2 separate regions of the Homo sapiens genome follow, and region 1 is linked to region 2. Evidence: chromatin contacts called from ENCODE Hi-C or POLR2A ChIA-PET data. All regions are on one chromosome and are shown on one strand. Each heading gives the region's core, a stretch centred on a gene start or an enhancer-like site at or near the end of the contact. The rest is flanking DNA. Distances are from core to core; before and after follow the strand shown. Region 1 overlaps FOXK1 (forkhead box K1). Region 2 has its middle 40 kb from the start of FOXK1.

Evidence for each region. A loop is a pair of places that touch in the nucleus more often than their neighbours do. ChIA-PET counts read pairs that join two places held with the same protein, here RNA polymerase II (POLR2A). Pooled maps may share reads with other maps.
Region 1: a loop to region 2 is called in a map of B cell, with 17 times the contacts of the local background. The contact joins two enhancer-like sites. A Hi-C loop is called at or near these places in 12 of 168 maps with a recorded cell type or tissue (B cell, CD8-positive, alpha-beta T cell, Caco-2 and 8 more), 18 of 37 single-sample maps with no recorded cell type and 21 of 50 pooled maps. POLR2A ChIA-PET finds 5 or more read pairs at or near these places in 27 of 52 experiments (A549, A673, AG04450 and 20 more).

Annotation. Positions count from the first base shown.
Region 1 is chr7:4,723,930-4,726,928 of GRCh38, reverse strand. The region is part of intron 1 of FOXK1 (forkhead box K1); the gene reads right to left. LOC124901581 (a long non-coding RNA gene) reads right to left here. Exons shown (of 2, transcript XR_007060199.1): 1 at 66-2,999. Among named protein-coding and RNA genes, the nearest start is that of FOXK1, 43 kb to the right of the region's middle. RefSeq lists enhancers at 1,323-1,662, 2,250-2,836. Within about 2 kb of position 1,293, at least 37 of the 41 ENCODE cell types and tissues checked have a DNase peak (open chromatin) inside an H3K27ac peak, as active enhancers do; they include A673, B cell, CD8-positive, alpha-beta T cell and 4 more, where a contact is called at or near this core.
Region 2 is chr7:4,640,332-4,643,419 of GRCh38, reverse strand. No RefSeq gene overlaps it. Among named protein-coding and RNA genes, the nearest start is that of FOXK1, 40 kb to the left of the region's middle. RefSeq lists silencers at 1,111-1,500, 1,601-1,800. Within about 2 kb of position 1,564, at least 36 of the 41 ENCODE cell types and tissues checked have a DNase peak (open chromatin) inside an H3K27ac peak, as active enhancers do; they include A673, B cell, CD8-positive, alpha-beta T cell and 4 more, where a contact is called at or near this core.

The DNA.
Region 1 (2,999 bases), core at 44-2,543, 84 kb before region 2:
TAATATCTGCTATTATTATATATACCAGGTACTGTGTGCTAAGCACATTAAGTAAATTAACTCACCAAAATATCCCACTTCTCTGAACACTCTGGTGATGTATGAATACACAGAGTTTGAGGGAAAGCGCCTGTGTTGTCATTTCCCCCTATGAATAGAGTGGGCGAAAAGAGAAGTCTTGAGGGCAAAGCAGCTGCCGCCCTGCAGAGGGGAGAAGAAACAAGAGCGACATGGCAGGAGTGAGCTCCCGCTGTCTGTCTTCTGGACTCAGGCACCTCCAAGGCCCAGGCACGGTTTTTTTTTTTTTGAGACGGAGTCTCGCTCTGTCGTCCAGGCTGGAGTGCAATGTCACAATCTTGGCTCACTGCAACCTCCACCTCTCGGGTTCAAGCGATTCTCCTGCCTCAGCCTCCTGAGTAGCTGAGACTACAGGCACGTGCCACTGTGCCCGGCTAACTTTTTTGTATTTTTAGTAGAGACAGGGTTTCATCATGTTGGTCAGGCTGGTCTCGAACTCCTGACTTCAAATGATCTGCCAGGCCCAGTTTTGCTAAAGCTGATGGAGGAAACGCTTTCAGAAGCAGAGGGCAGAATCCAGGAGGGGCCTGCCAGGAAGGTGATCGCCGTCCTGCCGCGGCCAGCTCCAACAGACGGTCTGCAGCACAGGTCTCGTGCTTCCTAAGTAAAAGCATTCGTAGGCCAAAAACAAGAACGTTCTAGTGAAACACACGGAAGCCTCCTGTCCCTCACTGCATAGACATTCCTATCCAAATTCAAAGTTATTTATTTTAAGACTTTCCCTTTAGATACCATCCTTGAAGACAGCGGCAAAGCTCAAGAGAGCCCCCAAATGCAAACCCCAATCACACCCCAACAGAGAGCAAAAGGTCTTCGCTGCTTAAAAAAAAAAAAAGTTCTGTTTGTTGAAAGAAAACAGGGACAGTGTCTAAATGGCTTGACAAATCACTTCCTTGCTTCAGCCACTGCAGCCGAGCTCAGCTCACCTTCCTAATATGGGGAATCCCACCAGGCCCAAACCCACACCCCTGCCAGCCAGAAGCCCCAGCCCACGCCCAGCACATGTGCCCCTGGCTCCCTACCCCTCTGAGTGCAGGCACCTTGCCTGGATCCCAGCCTGTTGCCCTGAAGAACTGAAACCTACAGGGCAGCCCAGCCCGGGCAGCCACGGCAGTTGACGGAGATTGAGAAATCACATGTAAGTGGCATCGCCACCCACTGGGCCAGTCGGCAGCCTTGGTGTGTCCACTGCCAAGCAGTAGAGCTCCCGTCCTCCCAACACAGCCACACGCCCGGAGCATGGGCGAGGCCCGGAGAGTCCGTTCACGCAGACTGGCCGGAGGGGCCCGGCCGCACAAAGGCAGTGAGGTCCTTGCTTCTCACTCCTGCGGAGCGAAAGAGAAAGCGGACATCTGGCCCCGGGCCTCTGCCTGTGGGCAGGAGGCCGTGTCCCCCTGGCTGGCTGGGCTCCTGAGACAACAACTAAGCCCGGTTTCACTTTGGGCAACAGCAGTGAAAAAAAATCCGATGACATCACCCCCACCGCTTTCTGAACAAAAGCAGCGCCCCCGGTCAGACCAAGGGACTGGGCTCTGTGCTCGCTGCATTTCCCGGAGCCGATGGCGTCGGTGCTCCAAGGGGCGTTCCGGCCACCTGGGCCAAAGCCTGGGCACTGCTATTCTCAAGAGGCAGCTCCGATCTACCCCCGCGACCCCAACTCGCAGTGAAATGAAACAAATTCAGAGAGAGAACGCGCGCCTGCAGGAACTGCGAGAGAGCACAGCACAGTGGGGTTTAGGGCAACGTGGGCGCGGAGGACGCTGTGGGTGGCGGGTGCACCGCGCTTGGATGGCCTCGGGGGAGCTCCTGCTGGGGACAGAGGGCAGCAGGCAGGGTTAGGAGGGCGGGGCTCCCCCCAAACCCACTTCTCCTCTCCCTGTCCCCACTATTTTTCTGTGTGGCCACGCACTCAGCTAAAAGGTGACTTTCCTGCTCCCCTTGCAGCTGGGGGCCAGCAATGCAAAGTGGGTGTGGCCTACGGCACAGCCCTCGTGGGAGTCTCAGAAGAGGTGGGCAGAGAGCTACCCAGAGGATCACCGCCCACCATCCCTCCCTCCTCTCTCCCCTCTGGAATGGAAACATAATGACCGGGGCACTGGCAACCATGCTGAACACTGAGGCCACCTTGAGCATTGAGACAGAAGCTTCACAGACCAGTGGAAGCAGCCTGGCTGTCTGCTGAGCCCAGAGCCCTGGCCTGGACCACAGTCTAGGATGGGGGCCGTGGAGCCACGCAGCGCACACACACACAACGAGGCACAGACCCCTGATTGACACATTTGGACAAAATAGAAATGCTTGGCTTCAGAGAGAAATTAAGTCAGAGCTCCCCAACCAAAGAAAAAGCGAACTCTGGGCCAGGCACAGTGGCTCACGCCTGTAATCCCAGCACTTTGGGAGGCCAAGGCACGCAGATCACTTGAGAACAGGAGTTCGAGACCACCCTGGCCAACATGGTGAAATCCGTCTCTACAAAAAAATACATAAATTAGCCGGGCGTGGTGGTGGGTGCCTGTAATCCCAGCTACCCGAGAGGTTGAGGCAGGAGAATCTCCGGAACCCGGGAGACGGAGGTTGCAGTGAGCCGAGATTGCACCACTGCACTCCAGCCTGGGTGACAGAGGAAGACTCCATCTCAAAAAGAAAACAACAACAACAACCACCCCCAAAACACAAACTCTGGATGTGCACAGAATCCCAGCTGGGAGCACGGAGGTCTTGGGCACTGCCTGGTGCGCAGCCATTCAGAGCACCAAGAGCTGCTATGGCAAGGTCATTACCATGTTCACTCACACAACTTAATAATCCAAAGTACCAAAAGCCCTCGAAAAAGTAGGCAGCAGAAGATGCAGGGTCATTTAAGGTTTTAAAAATCGAATGGGCCGAGCACAGAGGTGCACGCCTGTAATCCCAGCACTTTG
Region 2 (3,088 bases), core at 315-2,814:
CAGGCGTTTGAAACCAGCCTGCGCAATACAGTGAGACTCGTTTCTACAAAAATAAAAAATAAAATAATAAAGGATATTGCTGAGCTGGGTGTGGTGACTCATGCCTGTAATCTCAGCACTTTGGGAGGCTAAGGTGGGAGGATTACTTGAAGCCAGGAGTTCGAAACCAGCCTGGGTAACATGGCAAAACCCTGTCTCCTATAAAGTACATTAATACAAAAATTAGCTGGGCATGGAGGCTCGCGCCTGTAATCCCGGCTACTCGGGAGACTGAAGCAGGAGAATCACTTGACCCCGGAGGCTGAGGCTGCAGTGAGTCATGGCTGTGCCACTGCACTCGAGCCTGGGCAACAGAGTAAGACCCTGTCTCAAGAAAAAAAAAATGTCCCTGGAGTAGATAACTTGAGGAACACTAATTTTACCGAAACAACCGACAATGGCAATGCAATTCTGAGCCTTTGCTATAAAATGGCAGAAAAAGTCAGGAGGAAGTTTGCGTATGTTATTTTTCCCTGCCACTTGCTTTTTAGTCTTTGCAAACCTTTCTCAAATCCTTTTAGAACACGGTATGACATTTCTTTCTGTTTTTAAGCAACAACTATAAGAACTACCACTGACTGAGTGCTTAGGTAACGCCCAATATATTTCACGTAGAATCTCATCAACAGGCCGGGCACCATGGCTCACGCCTGTAATCCTAGCACTTCAGGAGGCTGAGGCGGACGGATGGATTGAGCCCAGGAGTTTGAGACCAGCCTGGGTAACATAGGGAGACCCCTCTTCTCCAAAAAACAACAAACTCTCATAAATCTGTAAGAGGTGACATAGTAAAAACTCTGAAACAACACTCTTTTAATATTTTATCAATTTCCTCCCCATTCGTTTATTTATTTATGCAGCCACTGACCCAGGCATGGTCATCCCTGCTGGGGGCGGACACAGCCCGCGCCCCCAGGTTCGAGGACACCCAATGTTTAGAAAACGGACCCTGCGAATCCCACCGGCCCCACGTGGACTCTCGGAGGCTCCCTCCTCCCTTTGGAGCATTGAAGAACGCGCACAAATCCAGCTTCCACCCGTCACTCGCGCACCCGACATTGGGCAGGCGACCCCACCGCCCCGGAACATCCCGGCGCAGCCGTCGCGAGGAGGCAACCGACCCCGCCGCGCCACCGGAAGGCGCCTCGCGGCGAGTTGTGCGCACGCGCAATGTGCAACGCCGCGCCGCCAGCGGGCGCTGCGGCCAGGCTCGCGTGGTGGGGGAGGGGAGCTGCCGCGCCGGGGCCGGACCACGTGCGCACCACGTGGCGCCCCGGCAGCCCCGGTGCGCAGTAGGGCGGTCCGGCTGGCCACGCTGCGCAGCCAGCAGTCCCCGAGGGTGGCGGGGCCGGTCTCACAGCCGGCGACCCCGCGCCCGCTGACCTCTGACCTCCGACCCCACTCCCCTTAGGGTTACCCCTCGCCGGCAGCCGCGCCGTGTGTTTATAAACAGAGCTCCCGGCGGGCCCCAAAGCCCGGATCGGCGGATTCACGCGAGGGGAACGGAGCCTTCCGCAAGTCTGCGCCGGCCGCGCATGCGCCTTAAGGTTGCGCCACGCTGCTCCTCCTGCGCTTGCGCAGTGGCGGCGCAGGGCGGGCCGCGAGCAGGGCCCGGGGCGGGGCCGGGCTCTGTGGCCGGGCAGGGGAGGGGCGCGGAGAGGCGCCCTCGCCCTTCCCAGCCCTGCTCCTCGCCTTGCGGAGGGTTCACCTGCTGCGTGTCCTTGCGCAGGCCGGCCACTGGCCTCTGAGCCCGGGCTCTCGCCTGCAAAGTGGGGCCTCTGTGGGTGGTCGTGGAGGTGCAGTGGTGACCTGGATGGAGGGCGGCATCGGGCCCCGCAGTGCCCCCTTGGGCAGCTGCACCCAGCAGCTAAGAGGCCCCCTCGAGACACATCAGTCCTAGGGAGGAGCATACCATGCAGTACGATTTAGCCTTAAAATGGGTGGAGTGCAGTTTATGTTGTGTATATCTATATATCTCTAATTTAAAATTTTTACTTTTATTTTTCAGACAGGGTCTTGTTCTGTTGCCCAGGCTGGAGTGCAATGGTGGCATTACAGCTCACTGCAGTCTCCACCTCCCGGACTCAGGCGTTCCTCCTACCTCAGCCTCCCAAATAGCTGAGACCACAGGCAGGCATCACCACACCCAGCTAATTTTTTTTTTCTTTTTTGAGACGCAGTCTTGCTTTGTTGCCCAGGCTGGAGTGCAGTGGTACGATCTCGGCTGACTGCAGCCTCTGCCTCACGGGTTCAAGCGATTCTCCTGCCTCAGCCTCCTGAGGAGCTAGGATTACAGGCGTGCACTAACACGCCCAGCTAATTTTTTTGTATTTTTAGTAGAGACGGGGTTTCACCATGTTGGCCAGGCTAATCTCGAACTTCTGACCTCAGGTGATCTGCCTGCCTCGGCCTCCCAAAGTGCTGGGATTATAGGCGTAAGCCACCGTGCCTGGCTATGTTTTTTTCTATTTTTGGCAGAGATTAGGTCTTGCTATGTTGCCCAGGCTGGTCTTGAACACCTGGGCTTAAGCGATCTTCTCACCTTAGCCTCCCAAAGTTTTGGGATTACAGATGTGAGCCACCTTGCCTGACCTATATTTTTAATTTAAAAATTTTTAATTGTTAATTTTTATGGGTACATAGTAGGTGTATAGATTTATGGGACACATGAGATCTTTGTATTATAATTACATTAGGGTAAATGGGGTTTCCATCACCCCCAGCATTCATCATTTCTGTGTGATGAACATTCCAATTGCACTCTCTTGGTTATTCTAAAATGTACAGCAAATTAGTGCTGACTGTGGTCACCCTGCTGTGCTAGAAAATTCTAGATCTTACTTATGTATCTAACTATATTTTTGTACCCAGCAACCATCCCCTTTTCCTAGTCCCCCCCACTACCCTAATGTTTTGTATATTTTATCACAACTTTATTTTATTATTATTATTTTTTGAGACAGAGTTTCGCTGTGTTGCCCAGGCTGAAGTGCAGTGGCCTGATCTCAGCTCACTGCAACCTCTGCCCCCTGGGTTCAAGCGATTCCCA